Linked DNA regions of Homo sapiens: region 1 is linked to region 2. A link is a loop called in an ENCODE intact Hi-C map of the cell type or tissue named here. Cell type or tissue: PC-3. All regions are shown on one strand. Each heading gives the region's core, and the rest is flanking DNA. Links, peaks and the distances in the headings are about the cores only. Region 1 overlaps LOC105379083 (a long non-coding RNA gene). Region 2 overlaps LINC02058 (long intergenic non-protein coding RNA 2058).

Region 1 (15,718 bases), core at 3,997-11,996, 240 kb before region 2:
CAGTATGAAATTAAGACAACTAAAAAGTATAATGAGGTTAATATTTTTGCAAGTATTGCTGATGTATTTAGCAAGTTGCTTAGTAACTTTTTATTCATAGAACCAATAGCATTTATAGTTTCAGGCAGAGTCCCTTGGCATAGAAGGCCATTGCTTAGCTTGGAGTAGCAACCTCAATTCTTAAGTTTAGGGTTTTCTAATTTCATGAGCTTCCCTCTACATGCCAGCTCCATTGTAGAGATATATAGAATGTGATGTAAGAAAAGTTCCCGGGGGCTGGGCACGGTGGCTCCCGCCTGTAATCCCAGCACTTTGGGAGGCAGAGGCGGGTGGATCACAAGGTCAGGAGTTCAAGACCAGCATGACCAACATGGTGAAACCACGTCTCTACTAAAAAATACAAAAATTAGCCAGGCATGGTGGCATGCACCTGTAATCCCAGCTACTCAGAAGGCTGAGGCCAGAGAATTGCTTGAACCTGGGAGGCAGAGGTTGCAGTGAGCTGAGATCGTGCCATTGCACTCCAGCCTGGGCAACAGAGCAAGACTCTTCTCAAAAAAAAAAAAAAAAAAAGAACACTTCCCATTAGGAGGAAACATAAAGCCTTCTGATGGGGAAGGAGTGTCATTCAAAGAGAGAAGTAAATGTAAGGATAGAGACATTCATGTCCAGGCTCATCTCTCTGGCTTCGAACCCTTGCTGGCAGTGGGAGGGGTAGTAAAACTAAGGGGAATGGGTGGAGAAGGAAGGCTCGGTAGAGGGATGCTATGCATATTTGCTATATAGAATTCTGGGAGGAAACTTTGTCATGGCAAATCCTCCTAACAAGAAGTGTTTGCAGCAGAGCTGGAAGGGCAGAATGGCTTGTTCAGGCAGACACAAGCCTGAGACATGACCTCAGATCCCCACAGTCTGCTGAGGCTGTCAGCTGGCCCGCTACCAGCACAGTCACTGGGGTGACGGTCAAAGTGGCCTGCCACAGAGTCCTGCAACAGGGAAGATGCCCACGTTGAGGATCAAATGAAAGCCACATCTGGAGCAAAGGCAATCTTATAGCCCAAGACAGCCAAGATGTTTTTGTGGCTTTGTCATATGAAGAAGAGGGTGAGCTCACTGAGGAGCTATCACTGTGCTAAGTAAAGAAACCACTAATTTCATCAGCTATGATCAACAATGGAGTCCATGAAGACGGACATGGCTACCCAGAAATGAGCAGGGTTGGATCTTTTCCACTCACATGGGCTGTATCAATTCCTCATGCACTCAGCTGCCATGCTAAGCATGAGTAGGAAGACAAGGTTGCCTGAGACTGTCCTTGTTTTTAGTTCTGTCCCAGTTTTTCCAGTCTGCATCCTGGAAAAGACCTCGGTACCAAGCAATCTGAGACAATTGGTCACCCTACTTTCAAAGTCAGAAAGGCAAGATTCATAGCAAAATGCTTCAACTTACAGCATAGTGCCAAGAAGTAGGACTGCTAACATCATGCAGAGGCCAGAGGGTAATGCCCACCCAGTAACTAAAGGCCTATGTCATCACAGTGGTTTGCCCATTACAAAGGTCATGTGATTTTTTTTGAGTGCTCCACATAAGTTAAATGAGAGGTGTTTTGTCCCGGTGTTATAAAATGTTTTTAGATCTGGGTTATTGTCCCTTGTGGTAATTGAGACTAGAATGGGAAGTAGTCATTCCTCTGTTTTCAAATAGATTGCACTCTTCCTTTTAACTCAGATCGAAGGGGTCCGTGATTTAAGGTTAATAGTTTTAAGTTAAATATCTATTTCTTTGAAAGGCAGAAGAAAATATTGTGGGCTTCTCTAATGGCATTGAACATTTCCTGCCACATTTCCTGTTTTATAGATCATCATGGCAGACATTGGTGGTTAAGCAAGTCAGGTCTGGGGTCTGGCTTCAGATTCCCTGGGTTCAAATCTCCTCTCTCTACCTTCACCGGCCAGACCTTATGGCTCTTACTTAAACTCATGCTGACTTGGTTTTCTCATATATAAAATGGGGATGATGTTAGTAAAGGTAATATTATTTATCTTGAAGTTTTTTTGTTAGGATTATATGAGTTAATGAGTAAGCACTCTTTCAGTGTTTCTGGCACATTAAAAACCCTCAATAAATGTGTTTCTGTTCTGTTTTTTTTTTTTTTTTTTTTTTTTTTTTTTTTTTTGAGACGGAATCTTGCTCTGTCACCCAGGCTGGAGTGCAGTGGTGCGATCCTGGCTCACTGTAACCTCCGCCTCCCGCGTTCAAGCAATTCTCTGCCTCAGCCTCCCAAGTAGCTGGGATTACAGGTGCCAGCCACCATGCCTGGCTAATTCTTGTATTTTTAGTAGAGACAGGGTTTCACCATCTTGGCCAGGCTGGTCTTGAACTCCTGACCTCGTGATTCACCCACCTCGACCTCCCAAAGTGCTGGGGTTTCTGTTCTTTTAAATTAATGTATGACTCCTCCACTAGGTTTAAGCTCTTTGATCACAGGATCACTGTATACTTTTGCCCACCTGTTCATCTCCAGTATCTGGGATAGAGTAAGCATTAAATACTTGCTGCTATTATTAGAACTAATTTAAAAAATATCTAAAGTCTTCATACCATAATTTTTTTCTGTCTGGATTTCTCTCTTTCTTACAACTTATCCTTCTTAGACTTACAAGAAAAATGTAAAGAAAAAACCTTGGAAATTCATTGGGGGTAAGTATTTGAGAATTATTATGAAGATATAGGCATATTGGCAATCCCAAACTTACTGTCTTCTAAAACGTCTGAGACAGACAGAATAGAGTGAAACACCAATCTGGGAATCTGAAAATCTGTCTTCAGATTATTTCCCTGCCAAAAAACTTTTCCATGGTGTTCTCTTTAAAATCTTTAAAATTAAAGGGTTGGACTAGATGAGGTCTGAGGTCATGTCCAGTTCTAGACTTTAGCAATTCCAGTAGAGAATAAAACAAGACAGCATACCATTAAGTACCCAATTGTGTACTGAACAACATGATAATGCTTTTTAAAAACATCGTTTCTTTCTCTAAAAAAAAAAATCCTTCAAGTGCTAATGTTTTTCTTCTGAAAACCTGCTTTCTTTGCGCTGGACTACTCTGATTCAGATGGAAAAAGCTAACACACCTGGGTAGATGACTCCCCAGCAGCGGAGAGCATCTGACAGCAGAGACACAACTGACATTATTGCACACCATGTGTCAATGAGAGAATGAGTATGGCTCCTACCTAGAAGGTTCATGAGCTGAAGGAGGCTGGCAAATTACTCCATAATTACAGCTGTCTTCGCAGCAAGGCAGAAAACAACAAGAAGCATCGCCTCCACATCTTGAGATAGCTGAACATCGCACCACCTTTCAAATTGCTTTTTTCCTCTTGTCCTTCTGTTTGTACTTTTTCTTTCTGTAAGACAAATTGCTCTAGTCCTCTTGCTGTGAAAGCATGTAGTGAGTTGCCCAGCTCTAAGTCCGACGGCATAGGATACTCTCCAACTTGAATTTGCTAAACGTAGGTAGGAGATCATTTGATTTCTCTTGAGTTCCTCAGTTAGGAGGAGTCTCATAAAAATCCTTCACAGGCTCTAAATTATCACTTAGAATTACTTTCCTTCCTGTGATGGTACCAGAGTGATTGACTCTTCCAAGTATCACTGCTAATATCAGGCAAGTCTGAGAAGGAAGACAAATATTCTAGTCCAGAAATCTCACTCTATTAGGAGAGGCAAGATCTCCATTTGCTTTTCTCTCTAACACTTTGTTTGTTCTGGCACTACTTTCTCTCTCATCATCCACAATCCTTTTGGAATAAAAATGCATGCATAGAAGTGTAGAGTTTGCTTCTAGTTGAAATTCCCCTTGTTACTTAAATACTCAAGGGATTTGTTTGGTGATTGTTGTTTACGCATGGCTATTTCTGGTAAGGAGACTGCACAAGTACCTCTATGTAGAGCTATGGAAAAGGGTACAGCAGTAGTATCCAATAATACTAGTCATGACTAGTCTAGTCATTGGTAGTGTCTAGGCTTCCTTCCTGCTAAAAGTAGGGAGGAGTAGGAGAAAAGCTTCCATTGGATGGGAGATACTTTGTGCACAATTTTGTTTGTCCGAGAATTGATGGCAAACAGGAGTTGGTTTAGACCAAAAGGCAAGGCTCCCATATTCTTTTCAGTGGCATCCTCTGTCAATCTTATTTCCTGGCCTTCCAAGCATCTAGGTGGGAAGTGACATGCTTTGAAATTACAGATTCTTAGAGTAGCAGACTAGTTAGAGGTGTCCTGCCTGAGGATGTAGCCTTTCACAAGGCTGGTCCCCACCAGGTCCTTTTCTCCTTTTCCTGTTGCCTAATCCAAGCTCCCTGTTGAGCACACCTCTGTTCAGTTGTCTCAAGACTATGTATATACCCAGAGCTCTTTCTCATTGGAGCTAATTGGAGCTGTCTCTGATGCTACTTCTAATCCTGTATGTTGATTATGCTGTTTCCTACTCCTCAGTAGGGTGGGCAAGTGGGCATGTGTGGTTTAAGACTCTCTTAGGGTTTTGTGGGAGGGAAGCCAAGCATAATTTTGTTGCATGGTGAGGGGCAAAGGGAGCCCCTGAAGTTAGAGAGTGAAATCTAGAAAGAACCCTTTCTTATTCTTTTCTTATTGTTTGTGTTCTGTGTTTGGGTGTTTACTTGTTTGTCAACTGCCTGTCTCTCAGGAGCTTAAGCTTTGTGACAGCAGAGACTATTGGTTCCACTCATTCTGTGTTATCTAGACTAATTCAGTGCCTAACACATACATGATGCTTGATAAATATCTATTAAATGGAAAAAAAGGTAGAAATCCCTTTTAAATTATGGGTCAGAGTGTAGATATGTATGCCCATGTGTGTCATGCACGTGCATGAGAGATAAGAGAGAGAGAGAGATTTGGGAAAACTGTTTACTTCAGAGCTTCTCAAACTTTTTTTTGCTCACCGTGTTCTTAGTGTTTAAATTTTTTTCTCACAGCATTCCTAGGCCAAAATAAATAAGTAACAGTTCAATTAAGTGGTTGGGTCCAAAAACACTTGAGTGTTTATGTCCTAACAACTTATTGGCCATTTAAAAAATTACACATCAATTGAAAAAATATATTTTTGTTTGACTCTTATCTAGTATGACATACAAATGGGGTGTGTGTGCTTATTGGGCTTCATGCAGCTTCTCAAACTTTGAAATCAGATGAGACGTTGCAAGCCTTAGATCCTGTTTCACATTCTACATTGATTTTCATGTGGTGCCTGCTCATAGTAACTGCTGAGAACCTAGTTTTGCATAGGCATGATGTCACCAAAAGGAATCTAGGAATCAGTAATGACACTGTGAATAACTCAAAGCTGGTAGTTTATGGAGTATTTGACAGATATTCAATATCTCTGTGTTTCCCTCTGAAATTCAAAAATATCTTATCATGAATTCATTGTGGCATGCTGAGGTGCTTTGGTGCAAAGTTTGAGAACTGTATGGTTACATTCATGTTGATTTCAAATACTGGAAGAATCACGGGAAAAGATATTTTATGATAATAAACAGTAATACAACTTTTAATCGTATTGTGAATTACTTTCCATTTATGGCTAATTATCACTCAATAGCAGTCATCATTACATGTGTCTTAGGTTAATTTTGCTAAGTTGAATTTGATTAAGAGTCAGCTCCTTACTTTCAAAGCCTATGACTCTAAAGCAGTGAGACTAATTTCTCAGATAATACATGTGAATTGGTTTCCTCACTTTACATCCTGCAGGTTTAACCTTTACACTTTGTGACCTATGGAACATGGTTGTCTGCTTACAACTTAAAAAAGGGAATGGGGGGAGAGTACTGCTGATTTTGCTCACACTCTCAGCATTAGAGGGCTTATAGCATCTGCAACACATCACAGCACTTGTGTCAACCTACAAATTATCTGTTAGAACTGGAGGAATTTACTTAAAAGGCTTCCAGTGAAATCCTATGACAAATAGGTACAATCTAACCTCACCTTTCTCACTATATGCTTTATTCTTGGCATTTATAAATGTTCATTACTGTTGTGCATTCTTGAGTAAATTTGGATTTTGGAAGAGAATTTATAATGCTTATCATTCCTTCTATAGAACCCAGCTAACCACTGCTCTTTCTTAGCCGAAATGTGAGATCTCAGAGGGTTAAGTGAGTTTCCCCCACACAAAAAGTCAACATCAAGTATTTGTTTAAATGTGGACTTCTTGACAAACACATCTCTCCATTTGCAAGGCCCATGAATTTAAAGCATCCAGTAATAACAGTCCTGTTCTTCTTTTCTGAGCTGGAAGCTCCTCGTGAAATGGTATCCTGCCAAAGTGCCACTGCAATAAACTCGCATCCTAACATTGGTGTCAAAGTGCCAGTGAACCAAGACTGGCAGCGGACTAATTTGGGAGAATTGTCTGCCTTAGCCTTCTTCACTCACTCCTACTGATCAACTCACCCCCATAAGCTATTCAGCTTGTCAGTTGTTCCATGGGTAGAGGGAGGAGGGGATGAAAAGGAATTAGGATATGCTTCTCCCTTTCACTTAATACCTAGCATCCTCTGCAACACTGGTACGTCCTTTAAGAATGCCGGGAGCTCTCTTTCTCCATTAGAGGAATGACTTCATAAGACTCTAGAGGTAAGAAATACACCCCTAGCTAAAGGTGGCATTATTTATAATATGCAAGGTTTTGACAATATGTAACACTTTTACAGACATTCTGAAATAAATTGAATACTTAGCTACAAGCCTGTCTGCACTAATAGATGTCTTGCCTGATTAGTTAATTATCTGTTTCCTTCTATTAAAAATGATCAATTAAGTGAACGGAAGGAAGCAGCTGCATTGCTAGGGACAGTAAGGTGGGTGAGAACCCTTCTGCAAAGTTGGTTTGGAGTAAAGAGCTACAAAAATGCAATCTGTGAGCTACTAATGCCTACTTTTTGATAAACTAAGCCCTGGCTCTCCATGGCCACACTTGAAGCCACAAATGCAGATTTGACCTTTTTCTCTCAATTCATTACGTATGTATAAAAGGGATTAACAAAAATTCTGTCTTCAGTGACATGAGCCTCCTATGGGATAATATGCAGAAAGCTCCTAGCACACAGCAAGCATACAATAATTTATTTTTTCTCTTTCTCCTCTTCCTTATGATTATTGACTTAACTACCTGAAATTGGTACACCATGATGAAACTTTGCATTAATGCAAAATGACCCCAAATGTTTGATCTGTAGTTGAATATCACATGAGAAGAAAAATATTTAACTATAGAAGTCCTACCTAGCATGAAGAAATTAGGCAAAATGAATATGGGCCTCAGAGGTCCTGACTTCTTATTTGTAAGAACAACTTACCCTAAGGCAGTGATTCTCACTCACTGTGTAGCTTGTGAACTGCTCACAATGCTTAACAAGTGTATGTATATTTCAGAGGGAGGGAGGGGAGAAGGGGGAGAGAGAGAGAGAGAGAGAGAAAGGAAAGTTTTCATTGGTTGTAAAGAGCAAGCTCATTTTTTTCCTTCTTCATTTGTTTTCTTATACCCAGAAAATTTTCTGCTCATGACTCCTTTCTGAAAGGTATCTTCTGTGCAACATGCATATTATGGGTATAATTTTTTCTCCTTTTAATGCAGTTGTTTTATAGTGAGGGGCCAAAGAGTTATTTTAATCTCACAGAGGCCAGGTTTTTTTGATTATATTTTTTAACCTTAGTTTTTTAGTTCACACTGTCAGGCTTATAGGCCATCTTCTTCAAGACACTTCACTTTCATTTTCAATCAATTTCTCTCCACGACTTTTCACATAGCTTTCTTCACACTACTAATTTCACTTTAGAACTGGCATCCTATCCCACATCCCCGGACTTGCCGTGCTAACATGTTTAAACATGATTAGTCTTTATTAATGTAAAAGAGACAAAGCTTCAAGAATCACACACCTCTTAATTTGCTATAGTTCCAGAGGGGGACCTCAACGCTGGAAACTGAAAATGAATGGACTCCTTGAGAGGCAGATATACTGGGTGTTCTGCTAAGTGGAAAGTTTTGCATTACGGTTGCAGACAGGATTTTCTTTAAGTTGCATTCCAGCTAAAATCCCTGCTATATCGAATACCACAAAATATCCAAATAATTAAAAAACATTTCCTGGTCACAAATGATGATTAATATACTTTCAGCAAGTTTGTTACACATTTAGTTCAGAAAATGAAGGGATTTTGACATCATTATGGTGGTGTTTGACCTCCATTATGATCTTGAGAATAATACGATAATACTTTCTTAATGCAGTATTCATTTTGTTATTCAACAAATACGAGCTAAGAATTGTTGTAAGCACTCAAGAAAGGGTGGAGTATTATGACGCTACCCACAAAGGACACAGAGTTTAGATGAACACTTCGTCTATTTAATACTTTCTTGAAATTTCTGTCTAAAATTTCAAAAGATTATATATTTTATAAAACATATCCATAAATATACCTGTTACTTGATGTAAGTCTCCTATTTTGGGAGAATTTGATATGGGTTACACATATACAATAAGATGTTAACATAAGGCTAAAATATTAAGGGCCATATGTAGGAACAGAGGAGATCATTAGATCTGAAATCTAAGCTAGGGATATTTTCTACAGTTGCACATTAAATTTAGTTCCTGTGGGGGTCACAAAGGCCAATAAAGAAATTCCATGAGTCATGTAGTATTCATTTTCTAATAAAAGGATATATACCAGTTGGTAAGAAGAAAATGTTCCTGGAAATAAACAAGAACCTAACCATGAATTACTAAAATAAAAGAAAATATTGAAAGTATTTTTATAGTGAGGGGCCAAAGAATTATTTTAACCTCACAGAGGCCAGCTTTTTCTGATTATATTTTTTAGCCTTATTTTTTTTGTTCACACTGTCAGGCTTATAGGCCATCTTCTTCAAGACACTTCACTTTCATTTTCAATCAATTTCTCTTTAATAGTGGCCTTTAAAGAAGATATGGAAAATGTATTCATACTGTCATTTCTTATGCTGACCCTTAGTAAAAATCAAGAGAATAATGCTGTATTACAGTCATGTCAATGTGTTTCCATAGGGAATAGAATGAAAGAGTCACCAGGTCCCCTGGAGCTTGGTGTTTTGTTGCAGCTAGAGGTGACTGTGTGTGCTGTCTATGCTTTGACTGGGGATGCATCAGAACACCAGCATTTCTCAGATGAACCAATCTAGACAGCCCATTGCCAGGCTCCTGCTGACAATGTTGATACCAATGCCACTGCTCTGCAGGCCTATGGACACTGGGCTGTTCCTGAGCAGTGTACGGGTACTTCACCTTTCCAACCTGCGTCGTCTCCACTGCCCAAGCAGCTGTCTCAGTCTACTCTGCAGCTATTTGGACCATCCTTATTTTCACCAGAAATGCTCCTGGACTTGTTCACCTGCTGCTGTGGCTCATGTTGGGGCACCACAAGATGACCTGGGGGCCTAAATAAGTGACTTGGGGACACCATAAGGTGGCTTGGAGAATTTCTTTTTATCAACTGCTTGGGAAGTATTTCAAAACTTAAACAACCAGAATGGTTATGTCAGTATATATCCCAGGTCCCCTGATAAGAATGTCATCTTTTTTTCCCACTAGACTCAATTAGTACTGTGTAGTCTCCTTTCCTGTGGACATTTATCATATATGTTTCTTATCTTATCTACAAGACTATAAAGTCCATGAGGGCAGTGTCTGAATCTGATTTGATTTCTATGCCCGAAAACACTTAGTACAGTTCTTCATACTTATTGAATACCTGTTGAATGAATAAATGAATGTGAGGCAGTTATTCAAATCCCCTGGGTCTAGGCACATTGGTGAAAACAGGTAAGCTGTCTTGTGATTTTTCAATCTCTATCATTTAGTTAGTTAGATTGTTAAATTAGTTAGCTGATTGTTAGTTGGTTTGAACACTTAAAAAAGTCCATCCTCGTCATAGGGGATGATATCTACATTTAATCATAAAGATGAGGTTTTTAAAAATAAAAACCTGCAGAAAGATAGATGTAATTAGACCCTAATCCCTGAAGTATTATATTTTCTCTTTTAGGTTGAGTACCAGTAGAAACCTCATATTTACCTGGAAGATTACTTTTAGGAAGCTTGAAGAATTCTCTCTTCCAACTTGGTTGTAAGTAGGATCACCATGTAATTTATTGTCTAAACTGGGACACTTTTTAAAAATTATTATTATACTTTAAGTTTTAGGGTACATGTGCACAATGTGCAGGTTAGTTACATATGTATACATGTGCCATGCTGGTGTGCTGCACCCAATAACTCGTCATTTAGCATTAGGTATATCTCCTCATGCTATCCCTACCCCCTCCCCCCACCCCACAACAGTCCCCAGAGTGTGATGTTCCCCTTCCTGTGTCCATGTGTTCTCACTGTTCAATTCCCACCTATGAGTGAGAACATGTGGTGTTTGGTTTTTTGTTCTTGCCATAGTTTACTGAGAATGATGATTTCCAATTTCATCCATGTCCCTACAAAGGACATGAACTCATCATTTTTTATGGCTGCATAGTATTCCATGGTGTATATGTGCCACATTTTCTTAATCCAATCTATCATTTTTGGACATTTGGGTTGGTTCCAAGTCTTTGCTATTGTGAATAGTGCCGCAGTAAACATACGTGTGTATGTGTCTTTATAGCAGCATGATTTATAATCCTTTGGGTATATACCCAGTAATGGGATGGCTGGGTCAAATGGTATTTCTAGTTCTAGATCCCTGAGGAATCGCCACACTGACTTCCACAATGGTTGAACTAGTTTACAGTCCCACCAACAGTGTAAAAGTGTTCCTATTTCTCCACATCCTCTCCAGCACCGGTTGTTTCCTGACTTTTTAATGATTGCCATTCTAACTGGTGTGAGATGGTATCTCATTGTGGTTTTGATTTGCATTTCTCTGATGGCCAGTGATGATGAGCATTTTTTCATGTGTTTTTTGGCTGCATAAATGTCTTCTTTTGAGAAGTGTCTGTTCATATCCTTCACCCACTTTTTGATGGGGTTGTTTGTTTTTTTCTTGTAAATTTGTTTGAGTTCATTGTAGATTCTGGATATTAGCCCTTTGTCAGATGAGTAGGTTGTGAAAATTTTCTCCCATTTTGTAGGTTGCCTGTTCACTCTGATGGTAGTTTCTTTTGCTGTGCAGAAGCTCTTTAGTTTAATTAGATCCCATTTGTCAATTTTGTCTTTTGTTGCCATTGCTTTTGGTGTTTTAGACATGAAGTCCTTGCCCGTGCCTATGTCCTGAATGGTAATGCCTAGGTTTTCTTCTAGGGTTTTTATGGTTTGAGGTCTAACGTTTAAGTCTTTAATCCATCTTGAATTAATTTTTGTATAAGGTGTAAGGAAGGGATCCAGTTTCAGCTTTCTATATATGGCTAGCCATAAACTGGGACACTTTTGAAGGTGAGAAATGGCACTTTTAATAATTATGCCTGACCACAGGCACTAGCCGAGACTGTCCCTGTGCAAACAAGAAAGTATGGTCACCTAGCTAAACGTTTATTTTTAATTTTTGAATGACTGGTTTTCGGTGTGACAATGTCTTCCATCTCCTTCAGTGGCCATAAAAGAGGCCAGAAATGACACAATTTGGACATTTTACACTTCCCCAAATTGCCTTTTTAATGTATGCAACAGATCAGGGTCTTTCCTGTATCCTTCATTCCACCTCAGAACACAATCTCAATTCCTAGGCGTAGAAGGGAATAAAATAAAAATGGCATTCTTTTTTATTCTAGAATACAGAAGATAAAAACTTACACAGATGCACCTCAAGCCAAGCAGCAGGTGAAATTCTTAGAGAAAACTGATTTTCAGGAGATGACTGGAATTTTAAATTGTAAGCTTTAAAATTTGGTAAGATTCTAATGAAAAGGATGGACTCAATTTTGGCAGGAACACCTATCATCACTTTTTCTTTCACTGGAAGGGATATTTGATCTTGACTTAGAGGAACATAGAAGTAGGCATAATGCTTGACATGAAATAAAATAGAAGCCTAAATCCATGGGGAGGCAATTCTAGCTGAGTGATCAGTCATTCGCTTACAGTATGAAGCGCCTAGATTTATCACAGTAATATTCTTATTTGCTTTCTGTAGACCATGCAGGGCTCATTATATTTATGCTGATGGCCTTGTCATCACTGCTGATGATCAAAATTCTCTTTGTTGGACTTATGTGACTCAGTAACCTTCAATAATTGAGGATGGAACATGATATTAAGGGCTAAGGGGAAAGTAAGTGTTTACAGTGAGATCTTCTCTCCCCTAATAAGAGACCAAAAGTTTGTCAGAAATGATCAGCAGGTTTTCTTGTAACATTAAAAGGAGTAGAAATAAGCGGACCCTCTGCTTTCATAAATCACATGAGTATCCAATAGTCTCCTCTTCACCCTGTAATTTGGAATGAAAAAATCTCTTGTGCATAAACTGCTTTTCCTGAATCTAATACAATTAATCCAGAAGAGAAGTGGGAATGGATATCAGGTTTTTTTTCCTTCAAATTTTGTTGTTAATTAAAAAAACAATTATCAAGGATTTCTAATTACTTTATAAGTGCTGTATGGCCTGTACCTGCTCCTTAGCAAATTAGTAAGATAATGCTGGAAACATCTTATTAAACAGAATTACCCTTTCTGTTCTTCCAGATTCACACATCTACTTAATGGGCCTCTTCTTATGCAACACCTTTGTGAAACATTTATATCTATTAAGTTATCTCACAGTTATTAGCATTGTGCATTGGTTTCTAATTTTTTTTTTTTTACCCAGGACCTAATAAATTGATAGACTACTATAAGGTTGAGTAGAAACAGACACAAACTCTTCAGATCTTTAAAAATATTCCTCTAGAGTAAGTGGGTGCTCTGGAAATTATAAACTCTGATGTAGGGTATAGAGACTCATTGAAAAGATGATACCTAAAGGAAAATAGGGCCCAGAGGTCCACAGAAGTTTCGTGGGACAGAATGGGAATCTCTGTAATCAGGGACTGACAGGTGAAAGGCTATCCTATGGTCTGTATGTCTCCTCCAAAACTCATGTTGAAACTTAATTGCCATTTTAACAGTGTTGAGAGTTGGGACCTTTAAGAGGTGATTAGGTCATGAGGACTCTGTTTTCATGAGTGGATCAATGCTATCAATACAGGAGTGGGTGCATTATCTTGAAAGATTAGCCCCTTTCTCTCTGGTCTTGGTGCTTACTTACCCTTCTGCCATGTTATGACGTGGCAAGAAGACACTTACCAGATGAGGCCCCTCAATCTTAGACTTCCCAGCCTGTACAACTGTGAGCCAGGTAAGTCTCTTTTCTTCATAAATTACGTAGCCTGTGGTATTCTGTTATAGCAACAGAAAACAGACTAAGACAAGCTAGAAGCAAAATGTGAGCCATTGGAGAAAGCTGACAAATGGAGCACATGAATGGGAGGGGTGACTGTGGACATCAGATCTGTCTGTGATATGCTGCTCAAAAAAACAGCAGATGGGGATGCAACTACTTCAGGGTTTCACAGAATATGTCAAGGTCTGCAGCCCATCCTTTTCAGTTTAAGCAGAGTCAAGCTGAGAATGGAAAAGCAAGCTCCTGAAATATAGGGAATCATGACATCCTAAGTTTTAAACCATCTTTGAGAAGAGCATTGTACATCATATAATCTATCCTAGAACTATATGATGTTGGGGTTTGAATAGGTAGTTAAAGATTTTTTGTATTTTATAAATTTGAAGTAACTTTCATTTCATCTGGGTATATTTTTGTTATATTGTATGGCAGTTGCCAAATGAATCATCATTTCACGGTGATGGCACTCACTGCAATTTTTGTTGTTATTCAGTACTCTGTTGTTCTAGGAGCTGTGTCAAGATCACAATTTTGTTACCACAAATTGTCATATGAGGTTTGCTAGCTCATTCAGGAACACTGAGTGTATGCAGGGGAGCTGGGAGTAAGCCTAACATTCCCTCCCCTCTTCCCTACAGCTGCAGTTATCAGTCCACCAGGCCGTGAGTATCTAACAGAGATCAATCTGCAAATGCTTTGATGGCATGTATGCCAAGTCAGTATTTACCAGAGTGAGAGTCTCATTTTGGCATGCATCACTCATGAAATATTTGTAGACTGTGGGGAAGTTTATGGAAATCCTTTTATTTGTAGGAATGAAAAAAAATTCATCATGAATACATAGTACTAGTAGGGATTTTGAGAGAACACTGGGTCCAGGTTTGAATTTCAAATTAGACTCAGAAAAATTTCACTGAGATATAGAAAAACACCAAATAGAATTTAAGAATTGTAAAGCACACACATTGACTAAAAGGTAAAGGATTTGAGATCATCGGACAAGAAGTGAAGGTTGAAAAGTAGTTCAGTAAGTGATAGGATGAGTAGGTGGCCCTTACGAAGATCTCCCTTACTGGGGCCATTTAACTGAGGGAGTGATTGGATGGATGGATGTCGCCTATGAAGGGTTTCTTTGTGCCTGAGCACAGCTGGAAGGGGGTTTTCTCCCTGTGTCAGTGGGATGTACAAGGGAGAGCAGAGGCAGACTGGGGCGCACTGAGCAGTGGCAGAGTGGGGCGCATTGAGCAGAGGCAGAGTGGAGCAATGGCAGAGTGAGGCGCGTTGAGCAGTGGCAGAGTGGGGCACACTGAGCAGACGCAGAGTGGGGCGCGTTGAGCAGTGGCAGAGTGGGGCGCATTGAGCAGTAGCAGAGCGGGGTGCATTGAGCAGTAGCAGAGCGGGGCGCATTGAGCAGAGGCAGAGTGGAGCAGTGGCAGAGTGGGGCGCATTGCCAGACAGGCAGCTCACGCACAGAACTGGAGGAGGAGCATGGGCATCGGGCGGATCGGGAGGACGGGCGGCAGGAAGTCCCGGGCACCCAGAAAAGCTCCCAGTGGACTCTGCAGGTTGCTAATGAGATAGGAATCCTTTGTCACAGTAATTAGGTTCATAAATCCGCAAGTTTCTAAATTTGCTGGAAGCAGTAATAAAAGAAGTCTCTGCTACTTTGAAATAAGTTTTTCTTCCTTCATTGTCTTCCACCAATGGACCTTGGGCAGCAAGAAGTTAGGTCTGATCAAGGTTGTCTGAAAGAGATGAGAGAGGGGAAATGAAGGGAGCACAAGACATACTGGATCCCCTTATACGGTTTATCTAAGGCCGAGCAGTTCATATAAATTACCTGGAATGTACTTTATCTCCATCCTCCAACACAATTCTTTTAAGGTTTTCCATGGAAAGTCTTCACTCTTTATAAATTTATCCCACTAGCATACATTTGTTTTTATTCTCTCTTTATTTCACATACCTATTAGGCTATCCTTCTGTTTGGGGTTGGGCCCCATCTTGTTCTTTGTGACTTTCTTTATTATGCTAAGCTATTCTGGACACAATAGATTCTCAATAAATGTTTATTTAATAGATTAATAAGATTGTATTTGTATTCCTCCTTACATCTCATCTAAAAAGGAGGTGTTTTCTTATTATAAATGTAGTGTTAATTGTTAAAAAAATTGAGATTTTTTTTTTAATGGCCTCCTTAATGCAGGCATAGTTTGTTATTGGGGCTTTTTCATTACATCAGGAAAAATACTTTTAGGTATTTCCCTTCTAACCAAGAAGTGTACT
Region 2 (15,718 bases), core at 4,132-12,131:
ACATATTTTTAGGACATTTGGGCCTGGACTATAGGGAAGTGTACATGTGGCTAGCCCTTCACCATTTCCCATGATCTCTTCCCTAACTTTAGAAGGTCTTGGGGATGTTATTATTCCTTTAATGTTTTATTTCCTTATTTTTGGGCTTGGTTCTCCCAAAGATATCAATGAAAGATTTCCAATTCTTGAAGAGAACATCGTTTGAGGAACCTCCTACTTGCTGTCCTTTGTCCTTTCTCTCCCTGCCCCAATACTCTTTCTGTCTCTGGTGTAGAACCCTCTCATTCCAGAAGATGATCTGAAAAACCTATTAGGACAAAACTAAGATATCCCAGTGCACCCAGAGTCAAGCAGATCATTTATAAATTAAGCAAACTCTTGGCAAATACCTGCAATTTTAATATTCCCTTGTTCCTCTCAGAAAAAAGAAATCACATTAGGTCATTTCTGACATATAATTTGGGCCTCCTGTATATACCCAAGATAAAAAGAAACATGCATGAGTTAGTTTATATTACACTCTGTATTGCAGAAAGATTATAGCTTTCCATAAACTCAACTCATAAAATGACATTCAATATAAGTTATTTCTTTCTAGAGAAATTCCCATGGAATGCCTGTAGTTTTAAAATAGTACTCATTGTTTATTGAACTACTTAAAGAAATCAAAAGTGATTCTGCTTATGTTTTCTTAAAGAAGAAAAGAAGTTAATTTTTCATCTATCTGTGTTTCCTCCGTGAGAGTATGTTCCAACTGAGAAATGGGACAAAACAGGAAAATTTTATAGTTTCTAATGTGAAAGGAGGACTATAACCATCACTTCTGTTTAGCTTTCAATTTTTCAAGTTTTGCCAGCCTTTCATCTCCTCCTGATGAGGCATTTCTTAACATTCCTCATACATAGTTATACAAATTGGTATTAACAAGAAAAAAATACATGAATTATTTACATAATACAAATGCTTTAAACATTGCTGTGAGAAATAATATTTCAACATTATCCTTATCATCTTTTGTGTGTGAAAAGCCAACATTTACTTACTTTGGGAGAAATAATATATGTTCTTATGGCAAAGTCATTGAAAAAAATAAATATATATATAAATATATATATGTTTTCTAATAAACTGAATTTTTAAATGAAATATTATGTCTCTATATATTGTATGTGTGAGTGGTATTTAAACCTATTAATTCCTCCATAGTAATTCCTTTCATATAATGTAAATTATTTGAACCACAATTGTTAAAGTGCTTTTAAACAGTAAAGTTCTATATAAGCAGGCAGTATTGCCATTACTTCTATGGCTTATTTACACCCCTATGGACTGTTTTCTGCATTTGATATAATTTTTTATTTTTAAAAATTATTGACAACACAGTGAAATTTTCAAATACCAGCAACTATGATGTTTGCAAGCACTGAGAATCATTTAGAATTTTTGAATCATAAGAAATGAAATCAACCTCTACTTGTGCAAATTCCTAGTATGTTATGAATGCAATGCGATCTTGGTATTTGCTTATCAAAGGAATGTACTAAAATATTGCAGAAAAGGCCATGGGCCATGACGGACTTCATTTTATTACTTCACTTTCTTTTGCCTATTAATTCCACATTCCTCTCTCTTCTATTGGCCTTATTAATGGACTTTAACAATGAGATAAAAGTCTTCAGTCCAGTGTTTAGCAAAAAATTGCAGAATTTCAACATGAATGAGACTTCATTTTATAGAAGATATTGTGGTTAATGAATTGTCCGCATTTTGATGTTTTCAGATCTTATTAGGAAAATCTAACTCAATGAACAGTTTCCTTATTTGATGATTATTTTCTTATGTAGTCCTTGAATTCAAAATTAATTCAACAGATATTGATTGAATTTGTATATAGGCTTCTGATGTGGTCCTTTAAAATGATTGCTTTTAGTCTTTTCTTCTGTGCTTGTTCTTGTATTCTGTTCTTGTATTTTCCTGCTCAAGATTTAAAGCCCCAGTAAAGAGGCTTCAATTAGCCAAGCTCACGTGAAGGTAAAGCAAGGTGAGAGGAGAGTTTTGGAAAAGAAAGAGATGCAGGAACCCCTGATTTTCTTACGGGTAAGACAGAAACCTGGGTTTTTTCCATGAAAACTGCACTCATTAGGGAAAAGACAATCTGCAAAAGTAAGATGGAGTGTGATAAACAAAGGGGGATAAAGAATGGGTTCTATAATCAGGAAGTGTACATAGAGCTGGTGGAAATATACTATAGGCTTGATGAAAGTGTGGGTTTCAGATTGATGTAGAAAGAGAGCCAAAAGCATTTCAAGGATGAATTAATTTGGAATACTAATGTTCAATTGTTCATTTTCTTACAGTCTATTGAAAAAGGCATGAATCAAACAATCACAGAGACAATAGCATTATGAACTATAAGAAGTGCTTTGAGTGTAGTAAGTGAAGCCACTTTGCAGCACGACTCTTGGTAAAAGTCCGGTTTACTCTCTTTATCTGAATTTCACTCGGTCATTACTAGCCTTGTTGTGAAATACAAACATATGTACAATTTTTTACCTTCCTTACAAGGAAATTGAGATTACTGTGAGTTTATTAATGACTCTGATGCCCTCAGAGGGAGGTTCAAAGTATTGCAAACAAGGGATATGAGAAAATGATTTTCTCCCATTGTTTTTCAATTCAAGCTTCAGTTGTGTCCTTTATTTGTTATGTGACCTTGAGCAAATGTCTTAAATTCTCTGAGTCTTCAATTCATACATGAATACATAATATTCATTTTGATTGCTTAATGTTGATATGGAATATAACAGTTTTAAAAAAATTATTTGTAGAACTAAGTATATTGCTAATTACATTCCTTACATTAAACTTCAGGGGAGAAATAAATGCATTCTGGAAGAAAAATACCCCAATTTTGAAAATTCTATGCCATTTACAGGAAAAACAAACATACCATTCAACATAAAATATACATGCACAGTATAACAATGAAGTTGAGGCTTTAATGTCTCAAAAATAATTTTTAATATTTATCTTTTAATACTAAAACTATATTCGTCAAAATTTATATAACTGCAATCTCTACTTTGTCCAGTGTTTTGTAGGCCAGTAAAATGACAACTCATTTTCAATTATTAATAGTATCAGATTTCTTAGTTTAAAAAACTAGTGAGAACAAATAAATACATAGTTTTTTCTCAATTATCTTCACCAAGGAAACAATGATATGAACACTCTAAAACAGCAGATAACACAAGTAATACTGTTATCACTGGCTTGGCAAGCCTTGCTGCAATCACATTTTAATTCAGGTATTTCTGAACTTTGGAGAATTTTAGTCAGAACCAGATTTCCACAAGTGGGTCAGCAGTTGATAGCTTGGTTATGTGATGTAATTTGAGGGGGCAAATCCCGAAGTATCTCCCTAGTGTACATAGTACCTGAAAATCTCACAAAACTCATTGAAATACCTACCTGGTTGATAGAGTTTGGCTCTGTGTTGCACCCAAATCTCATCTCAAATTGTAATCCCCACATGTCCATAGAGAGAAGTGATTGTATTATGGGGGAGGTTTCCCCTATGCTGTTCTCATGATAGTGAGTGAATTCTTACGAGATCTGATGGTTTTATAAGTGGTAGTTTTTCCTGCATGTTCTCTCTCTCTCTCTCTGTCTCACCTGCCGCCATGTAAGACGTACTTGCTTCTCCTTCCACCGTGATTGTAAGTTTCTTGAGGCCTCCCCAGCCATGTGGAACTGTGAGTCAATTAAACCTGTTTTCTTTTTAAATTACCCAGTCTTAGGTACATGTCTTCATAGCAGTATAAGAACAGACTAATACACTGCTTATGAATTATAACTTTATCAGAGAAGAGCAGAAAATTAAGTCACTAATGGCCAGCAAATGTTATTCTCCCTCCCTTCCTGGGCCTCCCCTTTACTCCTTTCCAGAAAAAAAGCTTCTTTCATTCTTCCCCAAATATTCCTGTAACTATCCAACTTCCATTTCTTCTTATTCTGGAATTGGCTCTCCCTTTTCCTCCACTTGTTACCATTCTACATCAGCCTTTAAATTTCAGTTTAAAGCCAAGCTTCCATAAAACCTTTATTACCAACTCAAGTTGAAAGGCACTGTTCTGTCTCTGAACACTTACGAGCTTTGTGGTCTATGTGATTCATTTGGTGTTTAATCATTTGGTTTTGCCTTGTGATATCTATTTGATTACATGTTTGGATTTTTAAAAATTGTTCTTTTCTTCTTTTTATTTTCTTTATTTTCTCCCCATTTTTCTGGTTCAAGTCATTCTTTACACAGCTTCCAGAAGGGTCATTCTAAATGGCACTCCTCTGCTTAAAACACATTGCATACCCAATTAAGTCTACATTTCTTACTTTGACTTGTGAAGTCACATGAGTCTTCCTTCAAATCACATAATACAATGAGCTACTTCTTGCCATAGGGCCATTGCCAATACTCTTCTTTCAGCTTAGAATTTTCTCTGCCTGTGTCTTTGCATGGTTGGCTCTGTTCTTCAATGTTCCACCTATGTGTTATCTCCTCTATATTTTTCTCCAACTTTATTATAGAAATGAGATCTTTCTGGGCTCTTTGTCTTATGGCCTTATTCCTTTTTTTTTTCATGTCTATTCTAGCATTTTCCATTTATGTCTCAGAATCCACTCTTCACCATTCTGCATCCTGCTCTCTGCTCTGGAGACTCCCTGGGAACTGTATCCATGGTCTCCTGCCTTCCAGACTGGGGTTGGATTTGTCCATTGTGAGGTGAGATACAGAAAGTGGAGAGTGAGGGCTGGGCATTTATTCTCCTGGCTCCCTTCCCTCCACATAATCCAGTGTTGGTTGTTTCCTATAAAGTAGTTACTATTTATTTTTATTTTACAGATGAAAAAAGTGAACTCAGAATGGTTGGCCGAATGCGGTGGCTCATGCCTGTAATCCTAGCACTTCGGGAGGCTGAGGTGGGCAGATTGTGTGAGGTCAGGATTTCAAGATCAGCTTGATCAACATGGCGAAACCCCGTCTCTACTAAAAATACAAAAATTAGCCAGGTATGGTGGTGCACACCTGTAGTCCCAGCTATTCAGGAGGCTGAGGCACAAGAGAATTGCTTAAACCCAGCAGGCAGAGGTTGCAGTGAGCTGAGATTGCGCCACTGCACTCCTGCCTGGGTGACAGATGGAGACACTATCTCAAAGCAAACAAAAAATCGTTAAGAGATTTATACAATTAACAGTGACTGAGTGGCACTGTCAGGATTTATATTTCAGCATTTAAAAAAATCACTCTGCCTCATTTAGCAATTGGATAATCACAAGTGATCCAACTTTTATTTCTCAGACTAGTTAGAAACATCAGTCTGAAATTAATTTCTCTACCACTGAATTCATTGTTTTTTTAAACTTATGCTCACAGCAAAGGATGAGGAACAAGTTACCATAGCATTTATTCCATGCATGTTGAGCTGTAGAATCCTACAGAATTTGTTATCCAATGTGTTAAAAATCATCTAGCTTTATAACAAAAAACCAAGAGTTGACCACATTTTCAAAAAAGCGTAATAACTGTCTTGAAACATGTCCTGAATACAACTATAATAAGATGTCTTAATTATAACTTACTTTTAAGAATTATTTGAACTTCATTTTTAGGTTAAATAATAAAAATTTGTTAAAGATTTTAACAATATTGAATTACATATATTGTCTAACTCAATAATGTTGACCAAACTCTCAATGAGAGAGTTTTAAAAATCATGTGGCAAACCCTTTAGCAGAAGTGTTTCTGTATTATATTTGTTAACTAGAAAAAGATGCTACTTTACTATTAATTTAGAGAACAAATGCAAAAGATATAAAGTAAATTTAGGCACAATGCAAAATGTTGAGGGGTTTTAAATCTTAGGAGTAGTCTTGTGGGAAATAATTGTTTAGGTCTTGAAAATTTAAACCTTCTACACATTTTGCTAAAACATGATATGTCCAATATCTCTACTCTTTCCTCAAACATGAATAGCTTCGTAAAAAGGTGTTCATTCACTTAAGGACATCCGTGAGTTTCCTTAAATACGGAAAAGGCAAAAAACATGAAAGATGAGAATGAACTCCAGTGTAAATACAGATAAATATGGCGACAGCTGTTGCTGAATAGTTACAGAATTAGCTTGAGAAATGAAACCTCTGTAGTTCACACACAGGCACACACATACACACACACACACTTTGGATTTATTTATGAAACAGCATCTTCTAAACACAGAACCTTGCATTGCAGAAAAGGCAATTAAATAGAACAGCATGAGGTTGTCAATCACTTCAACAACTAACAAAAGCATTGACTATCAAAGCAAATAATGTTAATGTGCAAAAAGGTACCTTGCTATCAAAGCAAATAATGTAAACATGCAAAGGCAAAGAATTCTCTGTATCAAATGTCACCATTTTAATGTTCACCATTTTTGTGACTGTTTTTGCATATGCATGATACTATATCAGTAATTCTGAAATTTGATATAGAATTGGCCATTATCATTTCTTAGAGGATTTGGTCATCCTGTGATGCTTTTGTAAGAGGTGGGGACTTTCTTTTTCCTTCTTTTCTTTCTTTTTTGTGTTGTTGCTAGTGTTATACAAATAAATGGACAGTCACAGCTTATCATCATTTAAGATGCATGTGCATGCTGCAGTTTACTGAAACATGATTGGTTGCTACATAAATCAATCTGATAGAGATCGGTTCCATGAAGAAGAGATAAATCATTAGCCAGAGCTTTTAGAATGTAATTCATTTTAGATAGTGATTATTGATGATTTAATTTTAGCAGTACATGTACAAGTCTAGACCATGATTTTATATAAAATGTTAACACAGAAGAATGTATTCATCTTAAAAGTGAGTATAAAGAAACCAATTAGAAATTTACATGCAAAACATGTTAATGAAGTGGCAGAGTTGTGAAGTCCACAAAGTTCTATTTATTAAACAAGTTAGAATGTTAGCATAGTCCTCGGGAAATTTTTAAGAAATATTTCCTTAAGACTCAGTGGTACAAAGAAGTGTCCTCAAACTTCATTTGACTTACCACACTCAGATGACTGAAGCTCAGGAATATTTTAGATATACATCTTATGCACCTTGGCCTCTAAAAACAATAGTTCTTCATGCCCTTAGACCCAGCACTTCTATTCATTTCAATTGAACAGCATTTAGTAGGAGTCCACCTGAGCCAAGATCCTGTGCTTTGAGATGCACTTTTTGTTTTCTGTCATGTAGATAAGCAGGAAAGAAGGTATGTGTATTCAATGGTACTAACATCAATAACTCCAGGAGGCACTGGTATGAGACTGGCCAAGTCATACTGAGAGGTGAACTAGATGGGCAGTGCCCAGGGCTGCTGTCTTTAAGGGTACTAGGACATTATTAGAAAATTAACAGGATGGAAGAATTATATTTATCAGAAAAATTCCAAGGAACATAATATATGTACACTTTTGAGTGACATACTTTGAAAAGCCACTCGGAGTGAGGATGAACTGGTCAAATAACAGTAGCTGGTCAACAACATATTTTCCCAGAAATGTCTTCAGTTTACTGAGTGAGGTATTTGAGTTCTAGGTCAGAGGTGAAAGCTGCTTCCAATGGGACTCTTCTTTCTTAATCTTTCCCTCATGAAGTCCTGCTCTGAATAAATGGGAACAAATATTTTAACTATACTGGTTTGCAGAGAAACCAAATTATTGCCCTGTCCGAGTGCCTACATGTTTAAGTCCCTGCAGATCAGGGGAGGTAAAAGCACAATGACAGACTTCAGAGAAACGTTTTATGTCATGTCTCTCATCTTTACCCCAGGCTAACTCAGAGTTAACCTTCCCGGGTTTTTCTAATCAACCCCTAGTCTTTACAAAGAAAATTCCATTCCACCAAGAAGACATAATATGTTAAAAATCTGAGTTTCTGATCACTTTTGCAGTTTTCTTTTCCATCTCATGACTCTCCGTACACAGTCACTCGCTTTTCCCCCAAAAGTGTTGCTATCCTCAGTCTACACTGGCTAAGGCTAGAACTAGGGGACTCATCAGCCTGCAGGCTCCAGTTCTTGCCTTATCCCTTTATACTTGCAGCTTTGATATTCGCATATTGCCTTTGATTCTGAGTGATCTCAAGATGCCAGGACCTCTCCTTAAATCACACTGGGTGCTTCATTTTAGATACGAACTTACCAGTGAAACAGGGTACCCAGGTGGTCACCAAAATTTGTTTGAAAATTAACTACTGGAAGAAAGGAACATCCTGTCCTTTAAACTGCACAGCTTTTCCTCCCATCTTGATCAAAATAAGATAAAGCAAATATTTTATTTTGAATGAGAAATTTTGATATATTGGTGAGATAAACTCCCATATATGATAATACAAATAATCGTATTCTTTGCAGATCACATCATGTTTTCTTTCAAGAAAATAAAGTTTCCCCCTGTGGAGGTCACAAAGAATTTGAGGGTCTTAATTCTAGATGAGACAGAAGCAGGCTAGCCAGTATAATGTGAAGTAAGAAGGGTGTGTGTGTGTGTGTGTGTGTGTGTGTGTGTGTATAAAGGAGAGAGACGTTTAGGAGGAAGCTTCTGGAGGTGTGCACACTTGGGGAAGTCATATAAATCTAGTGTTTTATTCTATATTTATTTTCTTTCTTTTTTTTTCTTATTATTTCTTTCTTACAGTTATCCCTAAGCCTTCAGCAAAATTTTGTTAGATATTTGAACCTGCTATTGACTGTGCTGTGGGGAATAATGAGACAGACTCATGTCCACACTTAGCACAAAATGGCATGAAGGGAGCAGAAATGGCTTGAGGGAAGTCAGACTCAGGCAGCCAGAGGGTGCCGGCGGAGGGTGTGACTGTAGACAGAGACAGATGGCTGGGAGGGGTGAAAGCGACCACCAGCACAGGTTCTGAGACATATAAGCAGTCTCTGGAATTCTCAGAGTTACTAGGGCACGAGAAATTGCTAAAAGACTAAAGTCCCTGAGGGTGGGGGTCTCAGACTATTGTTGTATAGTCATTAAAGGGAAGGGTGACCCCTGGAGGCGAGAGCAGCCTACAGCGCAAGCTGTCTTCAGTCACAAATTCCTTCAAAATGCATTCCTTAGTAAATAATGAAAATGCCCACCCCCTCCCCAAATGCCAGCTAAGCATTTTGAAAATGCATTATTTTATTAGACCATCTTATTGAATTAATGCACAGATACAGCTAAAGGAATAAATGCAGACTTAGCAGTGTTTAGCCTCCCAGGCACCACCTGCTCCTTGATTCTCCTGAGCTAGGGATTCAAGAGCCCCACTCTTCCCGAAGACACTACAAAACATTTGCAATGGCACACTTATACTCTCACCCCTCTCCAAGCCTGTCTACCACCAGAGAGTCTCAGTTTGTTAATGCAGTACATTTTCTGGAGTTAATTTTTTTTTCCCCTTATAGTCTAGTGAATAAGCTTCTTAACAAGATTGGAACATATTACATACTTTGGCTTCCCCATCAAGCCTATTGCAGAGAATTCTGGATGCAGTGGTGAGACTTTCTGAACTGAAACTGCACAGCTAGGAAGTTATATTTTCAGCTTGATCTCAAAGTTTGTAAACTGGTCTGTTCACAGGGATGCAGAGGTGTCCACAGTAGCTCTAGTGAATGTAGAGCTGTACCAGGCCTGGTAGAATATCTTTGAACCTTTGAAAATGCATTAGTCTTTCTCTACTAACATTCTCAATTTCACCAGCTCAGAAACAGATTTTGTATCTTAAGTATAAGTTATGATCCCCAACTGTCTCGCAACTTAAGTTCTGATCAAAAGTAGATTTGTTCTACAGCCTGGCTACGGAAAAGGCCTGCTTCCTCTGTATCCTCATTCAAAACTTAAAATAAATAGTATAATGTCTGTGTATGCAATTTCTAATGGAAGTATTTTCTGAAAGGCAAAACTCAAGAGTTATTTGTTTAGTTTTGATTAAAGTTGTCAAAGGCATTCTACTGAAGTAAAATAAATTATATTTATATAATATTGATTGTTTTAATCTAATAATTTTAATTTTAAAATGTTGGTCAGTGCAGCTGTTTAGGCACCAAATGATCAGGTAGTGATGATTGTCTGAAACTTCAAAAATCAGAGCAAGAAATTGTCATTTATTGTGTTCTGACTTTATGGAAGTCTCAATGAATGCTACAAACTTTTCCAAGTGATGTTTTACAGAATTGCTTTTAAAAACCCCAGAGGGTAAACAGTATTCTCAGAATAAATAGAAAAATGCTGACCTTGTCAGATTTAGCTGCTGAAAGCCAAGCTGTTTTAAGACTTGGAAGATCAAGGGTCACAGTTATAAACAACACAGATAAAAAAAGAAGAAAAAAGAGGAAGAAAGTAAGAAAGCTGGAAGGAAAAATAAAGTATAGTGAGTTACACCATGAATATAAGTAATAAATACATTGACCTTGACAAAAAGGGAATGAGATACTTATGTGGAAATATAAAATAAAAACAAGGCAAAATTTTTTTTAAAAACTCGCAGCCCAAAACTACTTGAAAAAGATGTTTCTTAGAGTATATTTAGAACCGGAAATGAGTCACTTTAATTTCATCTGTTTTTGGTTTCAGAAGGGGAGAAAGGTCAAAGCTTCTTTGTTTTAAGTGAGCTGGTCACTCCTTCTGAAGTGTAAAATGATAGGGGTCAGGAGTCCTAATGAAACAGGCATTTCCCAGACACCCAGAGCTGCAGAAGAGGTCTCCATAGTGGCAGGCCAAGAACTGGGCTTCAAAAAGGTGTTTTAAACAAAGGCAAGGCAGAGCTTGACCCTTTCTTGACTTTCACCATATGGACAACAGGATGTAGAAATTGGCCATTCCTTTCTATATTTTCATAAATTATCACACATTATAGCCCCACAACCAAACCATTATAGTGCCATTCACACCTAGGCCCAAGACACAGAGGTATATTTTTTATATTGCCCTGGTACAGGTGATGTTTTCTGTTAAGCCTAGATGAACTGAAACAATATTAGGAAGAAATTCTCATTGCTGAGAACAAAAGTACGCACTAATAAAAAAAGTGAGTGTTCTTAAACCTACTGGATTCAACATCCTTTGAATGGGAACGTTAAAATATAATACATCCAAAACAGTGTTGGGCTCAAGCTGACTGAAGAGACAGATTTTAAGAAGTGAGCCCTATCTTTACTCTGAGCACGGAAGGCCAAAACAAACTGTCTTCTTCAGCAAGAAAGTAAGAATACATTGCTTTCTATGTCTTCACCAGATTTGTCCAAGGTAAGGAGGTCTGGACTGTGGAGAAGATGGAGTTTGGAAGGATATGCAGCTTATAAATGCAGTTAGACACAGAGGATTTCCATTGCATCTCCAGTTTGTTGGTGGCTGGTTCCTCCTTTGCTGGTCTCTTTTATTCCATCTGGAAGATTCTGTTCATGTACACCTCTGAACTCTAAACTAGTTGTTCCTGACTTTGTCTCTGCAACATTTTTTCAGGCCTGTTGTATTCCTGACCTTGCTTCCTCTGTGCAATATATTTACTCCAGGTCATCTCTACCATGCCTGTCACCATTTTGCTTAATGGTTGGGGTTTGATGTTTTTGACCTTGGGTTGAACCCAGGAATGAATAACTTCTCTATACTGGCTCAGTGGCTGAATTATCAGTGTCTTTCCCTGACAATGTGCATGTTTTCAATGATTAGAAATGCAGCCTCCAAATAAGGAAAAAGGATAATATTTGCATAGGCCGTGCTTAGTTGCAGGTTTTGGAGCCGGAGATGTTCCAGCATAGATGCCTGTTCATAGAAGTGCTCCAAAATTGTATTTAGTGTAATGACACGTCCTCTTTAAAACCCTTTATAACTTTCTTCTTCCCTGGCCTCGTAAGAGGATAGAGAAATGTTTCTCGGCCATTACATGCGACTCTTTACAGGTTATCATATTCATTATGTCATTAGATTTACCACAACCCTGAAAACTTAATAGAGAAATTATTATCTCTAAAAGTTATACCACTAGCAGGTGGCAGGTCTGGAACAAACATCCATGCCCTATTGACTACAATACCAGTACTCTTAGTACCATGCTATGCCTCTCTCTCATATTATTATAAGAATAATAAACCTATAGTTGCAGAGTTGTAGAGCTGTATGAAGCCTTAAATATCATCTAACTTAGCCACATTATTGTTACAAAAGAGCAAATGTGACTGAAGAAGTGGCTTACACAGAATTATTGGCAGAAAACATCATATCTTCTGACTTCAAATCACACACACACACACACACACACACACACAGGAGATGACAAAAGGAAAAGAGATTGAGTCAGAAACTAATAAAGCTTAGGAAACACTAATGCAGCCAGGTGCAGTGGTTCATGCTTGTAATCCCAGGACTTTTGGGAGGCTGATGCAGGAGGATTGCTCGAGGCTAGGAGTTCAAGGAAACAGAAATGAGAAAATTTTCAATATAGTCATGGTTTCATGGTAGAAAAGGTTAGTAAAGACTAGATTCTGTATAAAAAAAAACTTCAAAATCATTAGTTTAATTTTTCTTAACTACAGAGACTATGAAAAAAGGCTAAGTTTTTAATAATTTTTTTCAAAGCTAATGCCTTATTGGCTCTTTTAAAAATTATTTATTGAGTATCTTCTGATCTATAAGACGTAGTTGATGATATAACTGTGACCAGCATATAGTGTCCACTCTCAAGGGATTCTTTGTGTCATAGAGGATTGTGGCAGTTTTAAGCCATGGCTACAATTATTTGACACTCCACCCATCAAAAGATGGGCTCTATGTCCCCTCCCATGCACCTGAGTGGGCCTACAATTACTTTCCTTCTGAGGCTGAGTAATATAAGGTCATGCACTTGGGAACTTGAGCTGGTAAGAAGCCCAACTACCATGATGTCACCATCCTGGAGGGGCAAGACACATACTCCATATGTAGGCAATGGCACTCTTACTGACACTCCCACCCATGCCCAATATTCCCACTAGTGCTGCCAAGGCACCGAACATGTGAGTAAAGTTTGACTTTCCATGTCCATCTGCTGGGTGAATGCCACCAAGTAACTCTGTCACTTGTCAGTGACCTGGAATAGAAGAATCACTCAGCAATGTTCCGTCCAAATTTTTGACCCACAGAAATTACGAGACTTAATAAGATGGCTGTCATTTAAGTTACTAAGTTTTGGGATTGTATATTATATAGCAATAAACAACCATAACAATGAGATAATAAATATATTTTAAGGAATTCAGAAATAATAGAAGTAATAGAAGGCATGATCCCTGATCTCTATGAATTTACAATTCACTTGGGGGAAAGGGGTAAGAATCACTAATGAAGCAATTAGAGAGATCAATAAGAGCCAGAAAAATCAAGGAAGTATAGGAACAAGTCAAAATTGAAATGGATCTTGGAGAGGCAACTTGCCCTAGTGATGGAGCAATTCAGAAGAAGACAATGATATTTAGTAAACTTTAAAACTGATATTATTAACAGTAACAATGATAGCAACCACTTATTTAGTGCTTATTATGAGCAAATAACTCTCTAAAGTTCTTTATATATTATTTCAGTTGCCTTTTAATGAACTTTCAAAATACGAATTGTCATGCCTTTTATACCTAGGAGGAAATAGAGCAGCTTCCCAGGTAACATAGGTAGTGTGGCAAGACCACGACTCAAACGGACTATGTGTGACTCATGATTTTAACAGGGGTTCTACACTACTCCTGTGAAATCACTTTTCACCAAAGTAAGAAATATAACTGTATTATATCCATAGCTTACATAGAACTTGATTCATATTAACAAAATTCAGAATAAATCCTTTAATTTTTAGATAGTAAGTAAATAAAAGGGCACATATTTTTACCTTGTCCTGAGTCCACAATATAAATATGATTATTAAAATTCTTTTATCAATATTTCTGAAAGTCATATAAATGTGTGATTTATTTTACAGAAATTTCAATAAGTCTCATTTTTCTAATTGACACATTTTAGCTTTTTTTCAAAAAAATAATATTTTATTTTAATTGAGACATACTAAAATTTCTAAAAGGTACTCGGGAATTTTCCTTACAAATCCTAAGAAAATACCCTCTGTTACGTAGTAGAATGAGTACAAGATTGGTTATTTCATTGAAAGTATTTTAACCTCTATAAGCAATTAAACCAACACGAAATAAGTTGAAGGAGCTCAAGTTTTAACAGACCGAAATAAATGAATAATCAAAAACATATTTATTTTTGTTTTAACTTAAAGAAAACACATGTGAAAAGGTGCAAAGATCTGCAGAAAAATAACATTTAAGTGGCCACCCGATATAGATAGGATATCAGTGGCTTGGGCAGTATTGTTCTCTATGATTTAAAGGGCCAGTAAAAACAGTTTCAATTCTGAAGCGATAATCACAAACTTTATATCACTTTCTCTGAAACCTCCTCTCTCCGGAAGAGAAGGAAAAGCAGTACAATGTGCTCATTGAAGAAGACAGCTCTGTACAGGCAGAAGAAGAAGCAGAGTCCTGTGCAGCTTCATTCTAATGTAGACTAAAGTGCATGGTATTGTTAGTGAGAAAACTTCTACAAATAGAGATAATTCTTTATCCAGGAGAAATGAAAAGAAATTACAACATAGCCAGCATAGGAGTGTTTCAAAAGTACAAATCAGTGATGCACACACACACACACACACACACAGCCCCAGATGTCAATGGTCTATTTTTCATTAAATAATTGAATTAAGATTACTTGAAAATAGATTCAATGTTTGTTGAAAGAAGTAAAATAGCTGTAGTTGTGTTATTGTTTGACAACATGGGTATTATCAACATTTGTTCTTTCATTGTTTATTCTATTATATGGAAATATCAAAATTTATTAATTTAACCCTCTAATAGTTGGGCATAGATTATTTTTCTTTCTTTCACTAGTACACAGAACTCAACTGAATAAAAATTTTTGTGCACATTCATAATACTTTCTTTAAATATATTTTTATAAATTAACTGACTGGTCAAAGGCACATTTTTCAGGCATTTCTTACATATGCCAACTTGCCTTAGAGGAAGGTTGTGCCAGTTTATAATCCTATAGCCTAAGAGAGCACTTGTATTTTTTTCCAGTGAGTATAAAAATTTAAGGCTTTTTTCTAATGTGAAAAATATCTTATTTTAAAAATGTGTAAATTTACTAAACCTCATTTTTCCATATGTTGTCTTTTAATTTTCTAAATGCATTTTTTGATACATTATTTTTTAACCAATTATTTTAATATGCTCCTTAAAGTTTCTCACTTTCTTGTTATGATAAGTCAGCTATAATTTATTCTAGATTTTTATGGTTTAATTATAAAAATACATTTTTAGTTCACCTAGATTTCATTTTGATGTATAGTGTTTGAAAAAAACCCTAGTTTTTTCTCCTTTTAAAAAAAAGTACATTAAAAGCTATACATCCAAATGAATTTTTTCTTCAAAGTCATTATCTTAGGTAGTTAATAACATATTTTAATGATACTCAGAACATATTTGTAAGTTTTCTCTAAAATTGTCTTTAATGCCAGTAGAAACTTATAAAGCCACATAAACACATCACTTTGGGATTTATAACTGTGCTTTGATTTTGATCAGAAGTGAAAAGACTCAGCTTG

The links. Peaks named below come from ENCODE experiments on the same cell type or tissue, not always from the same donor. Only the 100,000 strongest peaks of a DNase experiment are listed, where the experiment ranks them.
Region 1: a loop joins it to region 2, with 2.5 times the contacts of the local background. A loop is called at or near these places in 3 of 110 quality-filtered maps.

The regions. Positions count from the first base shown.
Region 1 is chr5:93,144,303-93,160,020 of GRCh38, reverse strand. LOC105379083 (a long non-coding RNA gene) reads left to right here. Exons shown (of 3, transcript XR_007058869.1): 2 at 10,115-10,195. Among named protein-coding and RNA genes, the nearest start is that of LINC02058, 210 kb to the right of the region's middle. In PC-3, for the core only: no CTCF peak of the experiment used is centred there; a DNase peak (open chromatin) is centred at 8,700; H3K4me3 peaks cover 356 bases; H3K27ac peaks cover 1,654 bases.
Region 2 is chr5:92,903,068-92,918,785 of GRCh38, reverse strand. It overlaps LINC02058 (long intergenic non-protein coding RNA 2058), which reads left to right. Exons shown (of 3, transcript XR_001742811.3): 2 at 4,651-4,780; 3 at 4,901-6,670. Among named protein-coding and RNA genes, the nearest start is that of LINC02058, 29 kb to the left of the region's middle. In PC-3, for the core only: CTCF peaks have their summits at 9,080 (motif pointing left) and 9,083 (motif pointing left); no DNase peak of the experiment used is centred there.